Linked DNA regions of Homo sapiens: all the other regions are linked to region 3. A link is a contact called in ENCODE Hi-C or POLR2A ChIA-PET data. All regions are on one chromosome and are shown on one strand. Each heading gives the region's core, a stretch centred on a gene start or an enhancer-like site at or near the end of the contact. The rest is flanking DNA. Distances are from core to core; before and after follow the strand shown.

The links. A loop is a pair of places that touch in the nucleus more often than their neighbours do. ChIA-PET counts read pairs that join two places held with the same protein, here RNA polymerase II (POLR2A). Pooled maps may share reads with other maps.
Region 1: a map of CD8-positive, alpha-beta T cell shows a loop between it and region 3 (13-fold over the local background). The contact joins the promoter of VPS8 here to the promoter of ATP11B in region 3. A Hi-C loop is called at or near these places in 3 of 168 maps with a recorded cell type or tissue (CD8-positive, alpha-beta T cell and naive thymus-derived CD4-positive, alpha-beta T cell) and 10 of 50 pooled maps. POLR2A ChIA-PET finds 5 or more read pairs at or near these places in 1 of 52 experiments (CD8-positive, alpha-beta memory T cell).
Region 2: a loop to region 3 is called in a map of CD8-positive, alpha-beta T cell, with 16 times the contacts of the local background. The contact joins the promoter of SENP2 here to the promoter of ATP11B in region 3. A Hi-C loop is called at or near these places in 3 of 168 maps with a recorded cell type or tissue (CD4-positive, alpha-beta T cell and CD8-positive, alpha-beta T cell) and 9 of 50 pooled maps. POLR2A ChIA-PET finds 5 or more read pairs at or near these places in 1 of 52 experiments (naive thymus-derived CD4-positive, alpha-beta T cell).
Region 4: a loop to region 3 is called in a map with no recorded cell type, with 6 times the contacts of the local background. The contact joins the enhancer-like site here to the promoter of ATP11B in region 3. A Hi-C loop is called at or near these places in 4 of 37 single-sample maps with no recorded cell type and 5 of 50 pooled maps.
Region 5: a map of naive thymus-derived CD4-positive, alpha-beta T cell shows a loop between it and region 3 (17-fold over the local background). The contact joins the promoter of CCDC39 here to the promoter of ATP11B in region 3. A Hi-C loop is called at or near these places in 1 of 168 maps with a recorded cell type or tissue (naive thymus-derived CD4-positive, alpha-beta T cell) and 1 of 50 pooled maps. POLR2A ChIA-PET finds 5 or more read pairs at or near these places in 1 of 52 experiments (activated CD4-positive, alpha-beta T cell).
Region 6: a loop to region 3 is called in a pooled map, with 2.3 times the contacts of the local background. The contact joins the enhancer-like site here to the promoter of ATP11B in region 3. A Hi-C loop is called at or near these places in 4 of 168 maps with a recorded cell type or tissue (B cell, CD4-positive, alpha-beta memory T cell, CD8-positive, alpha-beta T cell and 1 more) and 8 of 50 pooled maps.

The regions. Positions count from the first base shown.
Region 1 is chr3:184,810,255-184,813,499 of GRCh38, forward strand. It overlaps VPS8 (VPS8 subunit of CORVET complex), which reads left to right and starts at 1,912. Exons shown (of 48, transcript NM_001009921.3): 1 at 1,912-1,971. RefSeq lists enhancers at 1,730-1,779, 1,840-2,039.
Region 2 is chr3:185,584,506-185,587,725 of GRCh38, forward strand. SENP2 (SUMO specific peptidase 2) reads left to right here and starts at 1,790. Exons shown (of 17, transcript NM_021627.3): 1 at 1,790-2,009. The coding sequence starts at 1,909. RefSeq lists enhancers at 29-648, 649-1,267, 1,268-1,886, 1,380-1,429, 1,470-1,869.
Region 3 is chr3:182,791,671-182,794,793 of GRCh38, forward strand. It overlaps ATP11B (ATPase phospholipid transporting 11B (putative)), which reads left to right and starts at 1,834. Exons shown (of 30, transcript NM_014616.3): 1 at 1,834-2,116. The coding sequence starts at 2,090. It overlaps ATP11B-DT (ATP11B divergent transcript), which reads right to left and starts at 1,694. Exons shown (of 3, transcript NR_187316.1): 1 at 1,410-1,694. RefSeq lists a silencer at 1,669-2,418.
Region 4 is chr3:179,960,098-179,963,466 of GRCh38, forward strand. All of the region lies in intron 2 of PEX5L (peroxisomal biogenesis factor 5 like), which reads right to left. The region is part of intron 1 of LOC124909463 (a long non-coding RNA gene); the gene reads left to right. Among named protein-coding and RNA genes, the nearest start is that of PEX5L-AS2, 64 kb to the left of the region's middle. RefSeq lists a silencer at 1,817-1,866. Within about 2 kb of position 1,499, at least 2 of the 41 ENCODE cell types and tissues checked have a DNase peak (open chromatin) inside an H3K27ac peak, as active enhancers do.
Region 5 is chr3:180,678,037-180,681,453 of GRCh38, forward strand. CCDC39 (coiled-coil domain 39 molecular ruler complex subunit) reads right to left here and starts at 1,453. Exons shown (of 20, transcript NM_181426.2): 1 at 1,255-1,453. The coding sequence starts at 1,344. It overlaps CCDC39-AS1 (CCDC39 antisense RNA 1), which reads left to right and starts at 2,045. Exons shown (of 2, transcript NR_046725.1): 1 at 2,045-2,154. RefSeq lists enhancers at 1,725-1,824, 1,905-1,954.
Region 6 is chr3:185,297,875-185,300,976 of GRCh38, forward strand. It overlaps a transcript of MAP3K13 not described here. Among named protein-coding and RNA genes, the nearest start is that of EHHADH, 45 kb to the left of the region's middle. Within about 2 kb of position 1,522, at least 4 of the 41 ENCODE cell types and tissues checked have a DNase peak (open chromatin) inside an H3K27ac peak, as active enhancers do; they include B cell, where a contact is called at or near this core.

The DNA of each region.
Region 1 (3,245 bases), core at 662-3,161, 2.0 Mb after region 3:
CTTATCCTTCTGTAGACAGTCTCTAGTTTAATAGCTTTACTAGAAAAATGTGATATTCAGAACCAAAGGCCGGTTTCCAGCCTTCTAAAGCACAGCTATCATCTTGCCACTCCTCTGCTCGAGTTCCTCTGGAGACTCTCACCAGAAGAGCAGAACACCCCAGCTTAGCGTGCAATGTCTTCCTGGATCTGGTCCTAGCCTTTCCAGCCTCATAGCCCACCACATCTCTAATACACACTACACCAGTGTCTTCAAACTATGGGTTGCTCTGCATCACTGAGTACTGAAATGAATTCAGTAACCAGCACTTAAAAAAAGAGAATAGAATAGAAAATACCAAGTTGCATTGTACACTCTAAGGGCAATTACTGTTTCAGCATATCTATCTATCTATCTATCTATCTATCTATCTATCTATAATGCACACTCACACATATGCGCATACTGTGTGTGTTTTTATACTAGGCCATGGCTGAAATGTATCTTTTTTTTTTTTTGAGACGGAGTCTCACTCTGTTACCCAGGCTGGAGTGCAATGGCACAATCTTGGCTCACTGCTGCAACCTCTGCCTCCTGGGTTCAAGCAATTCTCCTGCCTCAGCCTCCCGAGTAGCTGGGACCACAGGTGCATGCCACCACACCTGGCTAATTTTTGTATTTTTAGTAGAGACAGGGTTTCTCCATGTTGGTCAGGCTGGTCTTGAACTCCTGACCACCTGCCTCAGCCTCCCAAAGTGCTGGGATTGCAGGCATGAGTCACCGCACCTGGCCTGAAATGTATTTCTTACTGTGAGGGATGATTAAAAGAAGGTTGAAAGCCACTGGCCACACCACGGCTACATCAGGCCAATAACTAGTTCCCAAACTTGCTTTGTACTGCCTTTGATCCCACCCTTCCCTCAGCTAGGCATTCTCCCTGCTCTCTGCTACTGAAATCCTTCAAGGCCCTGACAAGATACCACATCCTTCCTTGAGTGTTTCACCCTTTCCCCCTGTCTGTGCGAAAATGGTGGTTCAATGTCTTTCTTTATATTACTCAAAACAGCCTGCCTTGTATTTTGTTATGTCTGTACACTGAATTCTTAGAAAATAAATACCTGGAGGACAGGGCAACACCTTCGGGTCTTCTGAAGGCCCAGAAGTCTAGTGAACCTAGCTGATGCTCAAAAATGTCTGCCCAACCGAATATTTTCTGTATCTCCTTCCAAGAGTATCTTCTGGTGTTCTTCCTCCTGTTTTCTTGACCTATATAGCCCCCAGCAGGCCTAAAATCTGTGTCCTGGGGCTAATGTTACGTACAGTGATGACTCTAGAAACCAGTCTGTTCTGAAAGCTTTCACCTTTCTTCAGGAGCGATAAGAGAAATAAGCATACGTTTTTGTTCATTTTTCAGATGTTTCCTTTATTTGAGACTATGTTTCTCCTGTATTTTTGGTGTTAAGATGTATTTTGGGGAGCAACACTGATGATATATTACAAGATAATAGTTGGTATTTTAGTATGTGTGTGCCTATTGTACTTATTTGACACAATAAATAGGCAATTCTGAGTTCATCTTTTAAAAAAAAAAAAAAGTTAAAAAAAATTTACTGGTTGCAAACTCCAAAAGGCAGGGAATCAACTTCCCTTCTGGGCTGGCTGCAAGTAAGTTCACTTTCTTAAAGGAGGAGCTTTCTCCTCTCACCTCAAGGACTGTTATTTATTTGTCTGCGCTACTCTTTCGACGTTTCCATTCTCTTGGTCCTCAAGATGTGAATCACCCATTTTTTCCGTAGGGGGGAAGACGGCGTATCTCTGGCCCTTTAAATAGGGGCGTGGTGAAGAGGCGCGGACCGCCCAGGAGGGGGAGCAGTGCGAGGAGGAAAGCGGAAGCGCTGCCCGCAGTGGTAGGTAGTGCGCGTGCGTGAGGCTAGAGCAGTGGGTGCGGTCACGTGGGCCGGCGGTCCACGGCCGGAATGGCAGCAAGCTCAGGTAACGAGTTTCCAGAGAGCGGGCCCGTGGAAGGAGACAGGATTGAGGGGCCGTATTCAGGGTAGGAGGAGAGCGCGCGACAGGTCTCTGAGCCTCGGCGTCTCCTCCCCGCGCGACAGCGGCGGGACCTCGGGGAGCGAACAGAGCAGCCCCTGACGGGCTAACCGGACCCGAGCCACGGGCCGGGCGGGGTTGATTCTCGAGTGGAGGGGCGTGTCGTACGTTGGCCCGGAACTGGGTCGGGCAATTTCCACTTACTGGTTCCAAATGAATGTGAAAATTCAAATGGGCTTAAGTAAAAAGGGATTTATTGGCTCCAAACCTGGAAGGGGCTGAGGTATCACTAAATCCAGTGACTCCGGTGATGTATTTGTGTATCTCTCCCTTTCTGCAAAGGGCCAGTAACCCCTCAGTTCCCTATCTACTTTGCGACTATAATTGCAAGCCTCATTCTGTCCTGTTACAGTCGTGCGGCAATTAGGCTGAGGGACTGGCGCGCCCGCTCCCCCGACTGTGAGCCTAGGCGGCGGGTGTCATGCCCCTCCCCACTCCCGGGCGGAACAGGTGTGTAGCCGGTCTGTCGGGCCTGGGAAACAGGTGTGGACCCCTTTAGCCTCCAGGGACTGATATCAAGGTGCCTGAGCCTGAGGCTTAGATGGGGTGTCCACCTCTTAGGATCGGTGCGCACCCTGTGAGGCTGGTTCCAGTTTGTCTCCGCGTGCAAGTTGTGCACCAGAGTGAGGGCAGCAGGGTGAAAGGTGGGCCTCTGAAGTTCGAGGCTACTCCTGTGCCTTGGCCAGTTCTTTGTGCTTGGCATCTGGGGAAGGAGGGAAACAGCTGCTCAGAGTGTCTGGGTGTACAAAATGGGGGTGCTTTACAGGAGGATAGGGTGGGAGGAGGTAGGATCGGTGAGAGGTTCCATGGCCGTGGGTTATCAGGAATAGCTAGCTGGGGAGCCTTCTTTAAATAAGCAGGCCCCCTCCACTTCTTAGATTCTTGTTAGAATGAATAGGAAGGCTTCTGGCCTCTGCACCATCCACCCTCTACCATACTCTACTTTCCCCTACTGAAAAACCCCAAAACCCAAGCAAAACAAGCATGGATGTTAGCTTGTGGTGCTAAACCTTACTCCAAATGTCTGCATTTGGGAGACAATTACATGTTAATTGTCTGTGTATGTCTATGTCTGCCTGTGTGGGTTTGAGGTATATCTAATATAAATGTGGATGGAGAATCTGCATATGTTTGTGTAAGACGTGGGTTTGCTCATGGTT
Region 2 (3,220 bases), core at 540-3,039, 2.8 Mb after region 3:
CACACACACACACACACATACACACACACATGTATTTATTTTATTTATTTATTTTTTGAGACAGAGTCTTGCTCTGTTGCCTAGGCTGGAGTGCAGTGGTGCAATCTCCGCTTACTGCAACCTCCACCTCCCAGGTTCAAGCGATTCTCCTGCCTCAGCCTTCCAAGTAGCTGGGATTACAGGAGTGTACTACCATGCCTGGCTAATTTTTGTATTTTTTTTTTTAGTAGAGATGGGGTTGTCTCACCATGTTGGCCAGGCTGGTCTTGAACTCCTGTCCTCAAGTGATCCGCCTGCCTTGGCATCCCAAAATGCTGGGATTACAGGCGTGTGCCACCACACCCGGCCTGGAATGCTGTCTATTGAGGAAAGGAAGAGGCTGTACTGGGGAGTGCCAGCGTTGAAGTTCAAGCAAGTGTAAAACTCTGGCCTTAACTGAATCACAAGTAGGAAACAAGTTAATCAGGAATGGATTTGTGGGGCATGAAAACCTTTGAGGATTCTTAGGATTGTTTGGAAGAGGGGACTGGATTTTCTATCACTAAATAGGGTGGGATTTGTTTTACAGTTGATAATTTTTTGATGGGGTGCGTCAGGGTCCCACTCTGTCACCCTGGCTGGAGTGCAGTGGCGTGATCACGACTCACTGCAGTCTCAACCTCCTGGGCTCAAGTGATCGTCTCACCTCAGCCTACCAAGTAGTTGGGACTACAGGTGCGTGCCACCACACCCGGCTAATTTTTGTATTTTTTGTAAAGATGGGGTTTTACTATGTTGCACAGACTGGTCTCAAACTCCTGGGCTCAAGCTATCTGCCCACCTCAGCCTCCCAAAGTGCTGGGATTAAAGGCAGGAGCCACCGCGCCCGGCCTATAGTTGACAATTAACTAGAAGTGTGACATTGGAATTATAGAGGGAGAGTAACGAGACTCATTACTTACTAGCCCAGGGTAGGAGACATTAGTGGGCCGCAGGTTTCATCCTTAAATTTCTGTGAAGCCTTTCTTGAGGACATCTGCCCTTTCCTTCTCTCCCTCAGTGTGTGGTTTTCCTTTCTCTGGCTCCCACTGCACTCTGCACATACCTTTATCACAGCAACCACTTACGGTGTATTGTAATTTGTAATTATCTATGTACATGTCTCCAAGTAGACTGACCTCAAGGGCGAGGGACTGGCGCTGGTACTCAGACCCCGGGTTCAAGTTCCAGCCACGTCTCTAGCTAGTTTTGTGATCTTAGACAAATAACTTAATCGCTCTATGCCTCAATTTCCTTGACTTATAAAACTGGCTTAAGACTCTCTGTCACACGCCATTGCTGGGCATATTAAGGTGACAATGCGTGAAAAGTACGAGGCAAAAGGTAAGTGCAAAATAAAGGGCGCCTAAAACGGTAAACGTGTGTTAATTAACCTGATCTACCTTTACATGTGCATTCAGCAAACACTGAGCACCTAATGTCCTCTGGGACCCCGGAACGCCTCCTCCGGAGTGGAGCAGCCTCACATGTGGCCTGTGGGCCTTGTCCCACGGGCCGGCTCCGGATTGGCTCCGCCGAAGAGAAAACCCTGCCGACAGCCCTTCCGATCTCGTCAGCGATTGGGCCGGGACCGTCCCACAATTACTCTTGTTGCTGGGCTCGGAAATAGGGAGCGGTGCTAGGTTGCGCGTGCGCAGATTGAGAATGGAGCTTTCCGGTCGGGCGGGAGGAGGTGACGTCAGGAGTGGTGGCGGGCGGGGGCCTCTGGTAGCCCTGGGGACGCTGTATCTGTGGGCTCTTGAATCGCGTCACAAATCAGCGACCGAACTCTGGCGGTGGTGGTTAAGACGGCGAAGGCGGCAGCGGCGGCGACAGCTCTGGGGTTTGCGTCTCGGGGTGTGTCGGCCGCCGCTGCTGCTTGGGCCTGGTATGTACAGATGGCTGGTTAGGATTCTCGGCACCATTTTCCGTTTCTGCGACCGGTCGGTGCCCCCTGCCCGGGCCCTCCTGAAGAGGCGGCGCTCAGACAGGTGAGACGAGAGGGGGCTGAGCGCCAGCCTGGCCTTACCCCCTCCCCCACAGCGGGCTCCTCGGCCGTGATAGCTTTGATTCAGCCAGGCTCACCCGAAACAGGTCGCCGGGATCCTAGTGACGTAGTCGCTCCCGCCAGGCTGTAGGGAGGCAGCTCCTGATGAAGGAGGAGCTGGTCGTCTTCGTAGCGGCCGGTGATGGCAGGGTCTTTGACATTCTTGTCAGAGGCCAAGCTGGTTGCTGATAACAAATGGGGCTTTGCCGCTCTTAGGCTGAACACTAACATTGAAGGAATACTGTCTTTGTTGTGGCTCACTGTTTACAAAGCACCCTCGCAAGTGTCATCTGCAGACATTAAGTGCAGTTGAAGTGAGATTCATAGCTTGCCCAAAGCCGTTTTGACTGCAAGTACTGTCCTTGCAGCAAGAAACAGCACCTGTTTTGTTCCAAAACAGCTGTCAAACAGTCTGTGTGTTTGGGGCCAGAAGGGTTTTGTGCTTTAGAATTAGTGAATGAGTAAAAAGGCTTAGGTGCCTCACTCCTTTAAAACAATCACTAGTCTGTACTCTTAAATTCGGTTAAAATTTGGGGGAAACGCAAAGCTATTCTTTTCTTTTTTTCTTTTTCTTTTGGTTGAGACGGAGTCTTGCTCTGTCGCCCAGGCTGGAGTGCAGTGGTGCGATCTCGGCTTACCGCAACCTCCGCCTCCTGGGTTCAAGCGATTCCCCTGCCTCAGCCTCCCAAGTAGCTGGGATTGCAGGTGTGCACCACCACGCCTGGCTAATTTTTGTGTTTTTAGTAGAGATGGGGTTTCACTATATTGGCTAGGCTGGCCTTGAACTCCTGACCTCAAGTGATCCGCCCACCCCAGCCTTTGGAAGTGCTGGGACTGCAGGCATGAGCCACTGCACTCAGCCCCAAAAGCTATTCTTATTTAGCATCTACTCTTTGGAGTGTCCCATTTTATTGTATCGACCTCCTTACCTAAAAATCTGGAAAATAAAATACTATACAAATTCTATGCCCCCTCTTCAACTTTAGTGATCAAGTGTTAATTTTTTTTTTTTTTGAGAAGGAGTCTCGCTCTGTCCCCCAGGCTGGAGTGCAGTGGCGCAATCTCGGCTCACTGCAAGCTCTGCCTCCGGGAGTCACGCCATTCTCCTGCCTCAGCCTCCCCAGTAGCTGGGACTACAGGCGCCCGCCACCATGC
Region 3 (3,123 bases), core at 584-3,083:
AAGTAGGCATGGCCATATTTTTATTTTTGGACGTAGCTTAAGAACATGAGCACTATTGCCTGACAATCCAGAATCTGAATCCTAGCTTTGCCAAATTAGTGTGAGCCTCCATTTCTGCATCTATACAAAACGGGAATAATACCTACTTCAAGGGATTGATTGGAGTTAAATTACAGCATACAAGTAAAGAACTTGATACAGGACCTGGGTGCTCCATGAATGGACACAGTGCTCCATGAATGGCAGTAAGGTTTTGTCACTAAATATATCTCAAAACTTCCTTTTAGGGTCATAAAGTAAGGTTTAGCCACAAGAATAAAAGTAAGATGACTTTTCAAATATCTAGCTATTTTTTGAAGTTGGATGATTTATAATATAAAATTCCATGTTGGTTTTACAGATCATAAATATCCCCAAAGAAAGATTCTATTTGTGGTGCTGGATAAGCATTATATAGTAAGAAATGTCTACTGAAACTAGAAGATTGAGGATGCATATTCAACGACCTGCCTAGTCATGCTAATCTCATTTAGATTTGTTCTTGCTTAATTTTTTTTTTTTTTTTTTTTTTTTGAGACGGAGTCTCCTTCTGCCGCCCAGGCTGGAGTGCAGTGGCGCCATCTCGGCTCACTGCAAGCTCTGCCTCCCGGGTTCACGTCATTCTCCTGCCTCAGCCTCCCGAGTAGCTGGGACTACAGGCGACCGCCACCACGCTCGGCTAATGTTTTGTATTTTTTAGTAGAGATGGGGTTTCGCCATGTTAGCCAGGAAGGTCTCGATCTCCTGACCTCGTGATCCACCCGCCTCGGCCTCCCAAAGTGCTGGGATTACATGGGATTACAGGCGTGAGCCACCGCGCCCGGCCGCTTAATTTTTTTTTTTTTAACCACAAACGTCTGTCGGTGAAGTGTGCTTTAATTCAGCAAAAATACAGCATTCAATACATATACATAACACAATATGTATACGGGGCTGCTTTTAAACAACGCCAAACCTTTAAGTCAAAGCCTTGTTCCAGTTGCTTGTATATTCCTTCTGAGCTTGTCATCCACACACTTTTTTAACCTAGGTCAAGTTACTGCTACGGGTGTTTTTGATTGCAGAAGTTTGGCAGTTAGCAGTAAAGAACTACCTTTTTATACAAATTATCTTCCCCTGAACCTGTCCAATTTAGCACACGGCAAGACAGAATATCTCATCCATTCGCCTAGAAACACGGGTCCAGGCTGTACCAGGCTCAGGGGACTTGCAACGCTTTCGAATCACTTAATGGGTGTGATCAAGATTTCCCTAGCCCCGTCTCAGCCATTTGCTAAAGAAGAGGCCTGACTTGTGTTGAGACGAAAGCTCTTACAGCTTGATGGAACCCAAACTGGGACTTCTGGGGGGATTAACTTTCAGTCACATACGTTCAGGACTGTGCGTATGCGTGTCGGGAGACGCGTGAACCAAAGAAGCCACAGAGCCCGAAAAAGACCTGCAACAGGAGGTAGAGACCGAGGAATCGGCCCCAAGCTGCAGACTCCGGAGATGGCCAGACCCACAGACACGACTTAATCCCACTCCCAGAACGGGGAGGAGGGTGGCAGTGGACAGAAACAGCGTTCGAGAACCCGGCACCTTTCCACGCTCGCTTCTTCCCGGACCCACAACACAGAAACCCCCCAACTCGGAACGGCGGCGGGGCGCGCCAGGCCCCCCTCGGTCCGCGCACCCCCTTTCGTCACGTCCGGGGGCGGGCCGGGGCGCCGGGGGCGGTCCCGGGTGGAGCCGGGGGGCCGGGCGGGGCGGGGCGGGGGTGGGGTTGCGGGGGTGCTTTGGGTGACAACGGTCAATAATGAAGGTGGCTGCGGCGCGGCGGCAGGCTCAGCTGCGCCGGGCGGGGGCGGCGCCGGGGCCGCGCCTGTAGGACTCGGGGCCGACGCCGCGGGATGGGGACGCGGCGCGGGGAGTGAGGCAGTGGCGGCGGCGGCGGTAAGCGGAACTTCGGCCCGAGGGGCTCGCCCGCTCCCGCCTCTGTCTTGTCGGCCTCCACCTGCAGCCCCGCGGCCCCCGCGCCCCGCGGGACCCGGACGGCGACGACGGGGGAATGTGGCGCTGGATCCGGCAGCAGCTGGTAGGTGCCCCCGCCCCTCCACCTCCATTCGTCCGCCCCCGCGGGGCCTCTCGGCCCGGGGTGGCGGGGAAAGGCCGGCGGCGCGGAGCCGGGAGGCCAGGGCGTGGGCGCCCGGCTAGGCCGCAGCGGAGACGGGCGCGGGGCCCAGAGCCGGAGAAGCCCCGTGCGGCTCCCGGGCTCGTCTCGCCTCCAAGCCCGGGCCGCCGAGGCTGGCGCCGAGCGGCCGGAGGCGGCCGCTTCTAGCCGGCGCTTCTCCGTTACTTCTTCCCCCTTGCCGCTCCGGGGCTGCTGTGGCCAGAGGCGGGAGTCCCGAGCGGGGTGGCGGTGCCCCCAGAGGAAACAGGGCGAGGGAGCTGAGCGAGAGTAGGTCTTGGGGAGATGAGAGAGGCGTGCTCTTCCTGCCTCGAACAATTTGGGACGTGTTTGGGTGAAGGGGAAGCGAAGAACCTGTCTTCTGCCCCCACTCGTCACGGACTTCTGGAAGCGTGTCACGATCCAGAGCTGTGTTGATTCCCGAGGAGGAGGCTGTCGTAGGTGTCTAGCCCCCTCAGCGAGAGACGTTTCTCCCCAGGACCTGGAAAGGGGAAAGACTGTGCCAGCTGCCGGTCTAGCTTCGGAAACGATACGTATTGTACGATAGTTACGAACGATACGTACTGTCGTTTCCTTCCTACCTCGTCCTCACCCCACCCCGAGTGAAACTTTTCGAGTGTGAACCTTACTTTTTTCCCGTTCTCCTCAAGGCAGTTTGAACGACACAGGTTTGGAAGGAATAGTTAACTCTCCAGTATTATTGGAACATCTGGACACCACCAACAAAAAATCTTAGAAAAGGGTCATTTAAGGCCTATAAAAAGTGCCACCTTTCCCAGAATTAATTCAGAGAGAAAAATCTTATCTGCCTCCTGGCAGCTACAGCGCAGAAAGTACAGCATTAAGGCAGCTGTGACAATTAGGACAGAAATTGCCCCTGGCTGAAGAAGCCTAACCTTATCTGTGTGATGAGG
Region 4 (3,369 bases), core at 249-2,748, 2.8 Mb before region 3:
TCTACAGAACCTAGGGGGACTTGCTCTTTCCCTCTTTGTTCTCTTACCATTTGGATTCTCCAAGGGGCCAGCCTTGGTCAGAACTATGAGGAGGTCTCCTTCCTTGCAATCTATATCCTCTACTTCTAGCAGATATGCCAAAATATTTGTGATATATGTTATATTCTTACACATAGGCAGAAGGAAGAGCAAGAGCAAAGTGTGAAGGGAGGAAGAACATCAAACACTCGATGCTTCAAGGTGTTCAGTATGAATGGGGCATGAAGTTGAGGGGGCATTAGATAAGCACAATGAGGTAGTTAGGGGCTGGATGACAATGGACAGCCTGCAAGCCCAGTGGAGGAGTTTGCATTTTATTTGGGAGACAGTGGGAAACATTAGTTCTCACTATGTATTGGGTGCTCACCAGTAAGCTAAGCAGTGTTGGGGTCCATGGGGTATTGCTACTGTTGTTCATAAAAGTCCTGATCCAAGGGTATGATTTTAACTCAAGTTCCTTGGAGTCTGGATGCAAAATTAAAATGGCTCATTCATCTAGACAAAAACAAGTTGCTTCCTTTTTTAAAAAATGCAAAGTTTACAAGGTTTTACATTTTTAGCTTAAAAATTTAACAATATCTAACCTGTTTATGAGCTCAATATGTTTTATCTTGTAGTAAATGATTTGATTAATGAAATCCATCAACTTATGCAACATAGCTCATTTTTTTCAGGGACTACTCCAATAGTTCATAAAATTTCATGTGTCAATTTTGGGGACACATTTAAAGTTTAAAGAGAGAAGCTGAGAATGCAGGGAAGTGATAACTGAACAACCCTTGACTGGAAGAAAACAACTTCTATGCTTAGTGTTTTTCTACAACAAAATTAGTTAATTATTCACAAATTATACAAATGAGATAATTTTGTTAGAAAACAAAGTGATGAATGAATGTTTTTTCTATTCAGAACATCCAGCACAAAGCCTGGATGGTACATTCTCTCACCATTTCCATTTCTTTAATAAGTTACTTATTCATATATTTCAAGAATGAGATCATTTGGCCAAAAAATACGATGAGGAATAAATAACAATTGTATTGAATGATCACTTGTGTATGTGTATGTGTGTGTGTGTGTGTGTGTGTGTGTGTTTCCTAGATCACAAGACAGGAAGGAAGTGGTACCCATTTCAACTGGGGGTAAACCATGTGAAAAATTAAACCAAAAATGGAAATGACAGAATTCTAGAGTTGTTTTGGAGAAAAGGAAGAAAGCAATGGAGCATAAAAAAAAAAACAGGTTTGCAAGAACTGCATTTCTGTCAAACCTTATATATGCAGTGTCAGAATAAGAGACACGTTCCAGAGGCAGGGATCAGAGAGTGGTGCTGAGCAGAGAAGAAAAGACATGCACTGTAAAGTCTGGATGGAGAGAAGTAAAAGCGCAACCACAGAATGACAAGGTCGGGGCAATGGCAGAGCGTGGGCATCTCAGTCCAAAGTCGAAGAGAAAAAGGGAACTTTACTCTGTAAACTCTCCCTGTTGTTTAAATATGAAAATAAGAAAAATATTTTGTATGGTCTTCCTGATCCTTTGTCATTTTTATTATAAGTGATAAAATTGAATTTATAACATAAATCATTGAGGGACAAATATTTCCACTCACAACTGGTTTTCAAAGCCCTTCTGACAATAGACGCTGATTCAATCAGTAATCACCGAGTTCACCTGCATGGTTCATTAGACAAAAGCACTGGCAGCTGACTTCAAAACGGATGGGCCTGAAAGCTGAACTGTCGATACGGTTCACAATCACCATGGCCAGTTGAGGGGGAGATGATAAACTGAACCAGGTGGAGAGGCCCTGAGAGATGAGCTGTAGAAAAACCATCTGTGTCAACAGGGAGGAAACACTTTGTTAATCCCAGAGTAGTTTAGGAGATTTCAAAGTTTACTTTAAAAATCTTTAATATCTATACCCTGATGGATACTGGGAAGATGTCACAAAGTTTGTGAGAACCATTTTATGAAGAGTTAGGAGGTATCTAATATAAACATCTTTTTATAAAAATCTATCAGACAAATAGACTTTTAGCTGTGCACTTGAAATACACACTTTTCTCAAATGACTATTCTGGTTTGATTACTATGCTTATCTTACCAACATGGGACATTTGGAAGAAAGGAGAGGAAGTATCATAATTTAGAAAGGCAGTTACAGGAGTGGCTGAATGAACTCAAGACTAGAGGCTGCAGATCCCAAGTTCAAATATTGCCTGTGATGTGAAGTAACCTGGTGAACCCAGTCAAGTTACCTTTTTACTCCAAGACTTGCTTAACTTATTTTGATTATAACAAGTAATATGATTAAGCTTCTTAGAACAATATCTTTTCATCAAAGTTTATCTATACACCTAAGTTGTTCCTTAAGTGCTATCACCATAATCATACACACTCCTTCCCCTATTAAGGTGACTAGAAATGGGTTCCATGGGATGGAATTTTTAATTTTTTAATCCACTGGATTAGATTATCTTCTGAAATTCCTTCCAGATCTAATATTTACAGTTCTTATTTTGATCAGATGAACCTACTTAAAAATCAACAGCAAAAATAAATAAGTACGGCAACACTCCTTCCACAATAAAAGGCTGAATAGGTTTCTTTTCAATTTCTCTACCAAATGGCTGAGTCTAATTTTAAGTACTACTGTCTCTGACTGTTACTTTCATATATAACATCATTTTTACACTCAACCTGTCAGCTCATGTCATTTCAATTATGCATTTGTTTTCTCACTGACTAAACATTGTGCCAGCACTTCTCCCTATTAGATTAAAAAGAAAGAAAACATGGGCTATTTGAAAATGACTTAACAGCAATACATTTTTCCAGCTTGAAAGTCTAGTATTTTTCTTTTATGCTGCATGTAATGAACATAGGCTGAATATTAATATCTTAAAGTAAAGATACCTGATAGCATTTCAGATATTTGTTGAACTTGAGATGGTGACTCATGATGTCTCTCTTGGTGATTACAGTTTTTAACTGAGCCCTGTGAGTTAGTTGCATTACTGCTTGGAAAACTGGGGAAGATGGACTGGTAGAGGAGAGCTAGGTGTGTGCTTGTTACTCAACAATGCTAGAACCTTGTTTACTCACAGAGATGGCTAGGCTGGCAAGAGCAGAAGACAGTAAACACAGTCCTGCATAGGTAGAAACATCAGCAATGCCTCCTGCTCATAAATAACTGCCCTACTCATTTTATCAAATGGGGATTTTTTACATTTTAAATTGGCCAGTTTTCTTTGGAAGTACTTCAATTTCCCAAGGAACATAAGGCCAGCGTCAATGATAACTTAATGTCCATTAATTTAATCAGATCAA
Region 5 (3,417 bases), core at 203-2,702, 2.1 Mb before region 3:
GGCAAGAATACTAAAACCTAAAATTTGGATGGAACCTTAACCCATATTATGTCCCTAGAGCCCGCGAAGTAATTAGTTTGTTCATCTCCATCTCCGCTTTACAAAAAAAGAAGCAGGATTAGGGTTGGTAAGTAGGATCTGAACCCAGGGCTGGATACTTAGTATTAATTCCTCGGTACTCAGTGCTAGATCCCTTACATTTCCTAATATTGCCCTCCTTTGGGGAAAAATTGCAGTCTTCTAAATTACACATGAGTAAATAGGTCAGAACGTGTTAAAAAGCATTTCCATTGTTTTCAAAAGGTAGAGTAACAGGATTTTCATTTTCCTTTTTTAGAGCTGAGAAAACTTTCTGTTCCGTTTTACAAAGTTGTGTAAGCATCATCTGTTATTCTTGGACCTTCTTCTACACAACATATCACCACCAAAGTTTTTCAAAATTTGCTGACCCGGTTGCAATTTTTTATTTTTTTATTTTTTCGTAGAGACGCGGTGGGAGGGGTTTGTGGGGGGTCTCGCTTTGTTGTTCAAGCTTGTTTTACTCCTGGCTTTTAGGGTTCCTCCGCCTCAGCCTCCCAAAGTGCTGGGATTACAGGTGTGAGCCACTGCGCCCGGCCTGCAATTTTTTTTTTTTTAACAACTGCTATGAATTGTAGTTAGTGTAAGTTCGTCCTTGCAACGTAAAATTTCTTATGTTAATCTGTGACAACTCAATCTTCTCTTTGAAAAACTGTAAACCGCACATTTCATTCTTACCGGGCTGTTCCTCTTGAAAACATCTCAAGTCACTTTCAGCTTTAAACATTACAGACAAAAACTCACAAAGAAATATGAACCTTCTGGAGTTTAATTTATAAACGTGCGCAAATAACCGTTGCTATGCAAACCTCAGAAATTCTTTTCCAAGTAGCTCTTTAATTTTTGAGCAAGGAAAAAGCGGGCGCCGGAACCAGCCTTTCCTCTCTCGCCAGGAGGAACGAAATAAGTAAGAGGAGTGGGCATGAGGAAGGGAGTAATAATTCGAGCTTTATAACCCTAAATGTCAATTATGGTTTTAATAGCATTTTTAAATGCTTAACAATTACTGAAATAGGCAGAGAGGGTAAGGGAGGAGGGCGATGGTGCGGGGGAGTGTTAGAGGAAGCACAGGATTAGGAAAGGAGAGAAATAAAAGGGCTGGGGTAGTACTGCCAACCAGAAAACGCCCCCAACAGGCTCTCTCTGCTTCCTCCCGCCTGCTTCAATTGATCTCACCTGATCTTCCAGTAGCTTGTTCTCCTCGTTCGCCACCGGGATGGCGAACCCATCCTCCCAGTGCAGCTCAGCCAGGAATTCGCTACTCATGACTGCAAACGGATAGAGAAGATACAGAGCAAAGATCCGCCTTCTTGTACAGCGGGTGAGCAGCACCCGCGTCAAGCCCAGGCACCTGCACAGTGCCGCGGCAATTGCCGGGGGAGCCCTAGCAACCTTCCCGCGTCCTTAGTTACCAAACAGGAAACGCTCCAGCCCGAAGGCGAAACTTCCGGTTGAGAACTCCCTGCCTGCAGGCCGAAGAATCTTTTTCTTACCTTGAGCACTGAGGGATGAGCAGCAACTTGCCCCTCCCGACGTTCCCGGGGGTTGCCAGGCGGCAGCGTAACTTTCCACGAAAAGGCGGCTCTCGGATCGCTCCCGGAGCGTGTGAAAACTGTGGCCCCCGGAGCTGGCTGGAGGACCACGGGGCAGCTGGCTGGAAGTAAACCACACGATCCTCCGATTGCCTGGGGGAAGACGGGAGCCAACAGGGATTATAAACTAAGTTTCTTTTCAAGGTGTGTTTGCTGTGTTGTGTAGATTTCAGCTACTACAGTAGGTGAAAGTAGACCGAAGTGAACTGGTGTTTGGAAACAACTCTCTCTCTGGCATCACTGGGATGTTCTGATCGTCGCCTGTTTCAGTCGGCCAGCCTTCCTCACCGCACTCACCGGCCCCATCGCGGATGTCCCAGTCGATCACAGACGCGGACCGCGCGGAGGCCGCACACTTGTGGCGCGGTGTGGTGGTCCCTCCGGCACCACTCCCATACTTGCATTTTTCTTTGCATTTTTGTTTGCTAACATTTAAAGTGTGGAATTTCGCATAAACGTCTGTATTTCCTCTGCTTGAAAAAGGGTAGGTGACACAATCCCCATTATCAAAAGGCAATGTTCCGCTGGAGAGGCGCCCCCTTTAGACCAACAAAGCACTTTACCAGTTCACTAATTTGAATTACCTGCTTGGCACGGGTAGGCATTTGAGTTATAGTCTCTCTTGTATAGTATCTCAGAACTGGAAAGGACAAAACAATCAACTAATCTAATCCTTTCATTTTCTCGGTAAGTTAAACCGAGGCTCCTTGAGGCAAAGTGATTAAAGAAGGGATGCTGTGCATGAATTAATTTTACGTATCCAATAATCATCTGTAATTTTTTTTGCTCTTTCGAATTTTATTTTACCTAGACATTGTTAAACTTTTATTATAAATATTTTAAATGTATATGGGAATAGAAAGCAGAGTATAAATAACTGCTATATATGCATCACCTTGATTTAGCATTCATATTTTGCCATGTTAGCATCATCTGTATCTTTTGCTCAAGTGAAAAAATAATCATAGACATCATGACATTACAGCCCTAAATACATGAGCATGTATTGGTAGAAGAGTGGTTAATGTTATCTAACATAAGCACAATATCATTATCACACCTATAAAAATCAACTATTCTTCAATATCATCTAATAACCATTTCAGATTCATATTTCGACTGTCCTAAAAATGTCTTTTTACAGTCGATTTGTTTGTCACTATAGTTCTGAAATCCTCCTGTAGGAGCTTTGTCTCTTTGTGCCTACATTGTTTTCCATAAACTTAATCTTGTGGACTTAGTGCCTTTAAAGACTAGAATTAGCAAAGCATTTTATTCCCCCTTTCTACAATGATTAAAGGCTGGGGAGAAAGGCTCAACTTGTAGAAGAAATTTGACCTGCATGTAATAGTGGAATTTTAGATATAATGACATTTAATCCTTTATAAATGATCATTACTTATTTTATAATAGTTTAGTCATTCCAACTAATGAAAATGTTAGTATTCAGCTTATGTTAAGATGGTACATAGTTATTTATACTTGGGATATGTTGTGGCAATGCTGCTTTCTAAAATTATTGGTGTTGGGTCAAAGGTGGGGAGGAAAATGGCAGAACAAGACTTCCAGCAATCAGCCCTCACAGAAACATCAATTGGAACAAAACTATTCACCTACGAAAATACCTTCACAAGAGCTAAGGAAACCAATCACATTTAATTACCTTTTAATACAGCAAAAAGTAAAAATAAAATAATTGGTATTATCACCCATGTATCTTAAAATTACCTAATTTACCATCCCAGTT
Region 6 (3,102 bases), core at 272-2,771, 2.5 Mb after region 3:
TCTCTCTCTCTCTCTCTGTGTGCATACAATTAATAGATATTGTACAGTACATGTCTTTCTGTTCATGGTATGTATAGTTTCCTAATTCTGTCTTTTTTTTTTTTTGTCTTTTAAAACTGAGTCTGAGAATTATTGCCATGTCTGCAGGCCAGAGATAAAGCAGGGAACGTGGCGACGGACTACAGGCCTTTCAGTAAACTCTGCAGTACCTCACTAAACAAAGCTGGTATTTTTGAGGCAAAAGATAAGAATATTTAGCTAAATGGTGTTCCACTTGCAAAATGTGCTAGTTCTTATTTGATTTTTTTCTTCTTTCTTAGAAAGCTTTCTCTTTTCTATCTTTTACTTAGAGATAAATATTACATTTGAAGTCACATCTGTCCCACACCATTTTTTTCAGGGTTGAAAGAGGAAAACTAAATGAACCATAGACTTAGGGAAATAATGGAAATATGTATGTTTTAAAAAAACCATTTATGTTCCACGTATTTCAAGGAAAGGAAATGAGGAGAAACATTAAGAACACCACAGAACCATTAAAATGGACAACTCAAAGGGAAAGTATTTTACCAAAAGCATTATGTATAACATGTTGCTGATTAAATTTGTGTTGTTATATTTAATGTGTAAGTATACATTATCCTAACTAATTTAAAATATGTTTATTGAATTTACTTTACATATTTTATTTATTTGATGGAACTTTATGTTCATTTTTTAAGAAGTCAAGTATCTCCTCATTTTGGCATTTGATGAGTAACGGGAGAAAACCTGAGAAGAGACAGAAGTAATGCAAAGGTCACCGTATCTTCCAGCATAAGTGATGTAGAAACAGAAAGATCTTATTTTCAGTCAAAGTGGTGAAGTGGCAGAAAGAAAATATCCCCCAACTGGTTTGCTGACACTAATTTTGCCATATAGTGAGGACAAAAAAAACATGTCTAGGCGTTTAACTCATTATCTCCTAAACTATGGTACACAGAATGTCTGACACAACTGCAAGAGATTTTGTAAGCCAAAAGGGTTCTGTAATGACATGTTTGGAAAATGTTGCAGTCTTTTTTGAAAGTTTATAGTGTATCTTAACACGTTCCAAACGTGTAATCACAATTCTTTTTCGCTCATAAAATCTATTAATAACCCTTGGAATCATCTTTCAGGAAATGCTGAAAATTTTGCTTCTGTTTAGGATGTAGAATGTTGCAAGAGAACATTGTTCCCATCATAACAATGAGAAAAATCTTGATAATCCACAAAGTCATGATGCTTCTTGAGCTCATCAGAGAGTTGAGGTCACAAGGCAATCAGATGAACTGAAATTCCAAAGAGAGGCAAGCCCTTTTGAAGAGAGACAGGACACAGAAACTGTGTTACCTTTGGCAGAGCATAGGAGGAAGAGAAGGCACCGTAAAGGTAGGTAAGAAGAAAGCAGCTAAAACTGTAATGAATTCTTAAAGGCTGAATGTGGGCTAATGTAACATTTCAGAATAACGGGAAGCCCCAGTCACAAAAGGAGCCTGCACTCACTTGCAAGCTTTCTTCTGTGGGCCCTTGTGTTACTTTCCTAGGGCTGCCAGAATGAAGTACAGCAATGTGCTGTGTAACAACATTTCAGTCGATGACCCCATCTTCATATTGCTATCTTCTCTGTATGTCTGTCTGTTTTCTCTCTCTCTCTCTTTTTTTTTTTTTTTTTTTTTTTTGAGACGGAGTCTCGCTCTGTCGCCCAGGCCGGACTGCGGACTGCAGTGGCGCAATCTCGGCTCACTGCAAGCTCCGCCTCCCGGGTTCACGCCATTCTCCTGCCTCAGCCTCCCGAGTAGCTGGGACTACAGGCGCCCGCCACCGCGCCCGGCTAATTTTTTGTATTTTTAGTAGAGACGGGGTTTCACCTTGTTAGCCAGGATGGTCTCGATCTCCTGACCTCATGATCCACCCGCCTCGGCCTCCCAAAGTGCTGGGATTACAGGCGTGAGCCACCGCGCCCGGCCCTCTCTCTCTCTTTTTAAAACAATTTTTAAAGATACAGTACAGTAGTGTTAACGGTATATATATTGTTGTGAAACAGATCTCTAGAACTTCTTCATCTTGCAAAACTGAAACTCTGTACCCCTTGAATAACTCACCTTTTCTCTCTTCCCCATTCTACTAGTAGCACCATTCTACTTCCCATTTCTAAGAGTTTGACTATTTTTGATACTTCACATAAGTGGAATCATGCAATATTTTTCTTTTTGTGGCTGGTTCGTTTCACTTAACACAGTGTCCTCAGAGTTCATCTGTGTTGTAGCATATGATAGGATTTCCTTCTTTTCTTTTTTTTTTTTTTTTTTCAGACAGAGTTTCACTCTGTTGCCCAGGCTAGAGTGCAGTGGCACGATCTCGGCTTATTGCAACCTCCGCCTCCCCGGTTCAAGCTATTCTCCTGCCTCAGCCTCCCGAGTAGCTGGGACAGGCACCCGCCACCACGCCCAGCTAAGTTTTTGTATTTTTAGTAGAGATGGGGTTTCACTTGTCTCGAACTCCTGATCACAGGTGATCCACCTGCCTTGGCCTCCCAAAGTGCTGGGATTACAGGCGTGAGCCACCACGCCCGGCCCTATTTCCTTATTTTTTTTTTCTTTTTTTTCTTTTTCAGATGGAGTGTAGCTTTGTTGCCCAGGCTGGAGTGCAATGGCGCCATCTCGGCTCACTGCAACCTCCAGCCTCCCAGGTTCAAGCAATTATTCTGCCTCAGCCTCCTGACTAGCTGGGACCACAGGTGCCTGGCATCACGCTGGCTAATTTTTGTATTTTTAGTAGAGACAGGGATTCACCATGTTGGTCAGGCTGGTCTCAAACTCCTGACCTCAAGTGATCCACCTGTCTCAGCCTCCCAAAGTGCTGGGATTACAGACATGAGCCACCACGCCTGGCCTACCTTCTTTTTTAAGGCTGAATAATATCCATTGTGTGAATATACCAAATTTTCTTTATTCATCTGTTGGTGGACATTTAGGTTGTTGGCTATTGTGACCAATACTGCAATGAACATGAGCGTGTGAATATCTCTTTGAAATCTTGTTTTGAATTCTTTTGGATATATACCCAGAAGTGGGATTG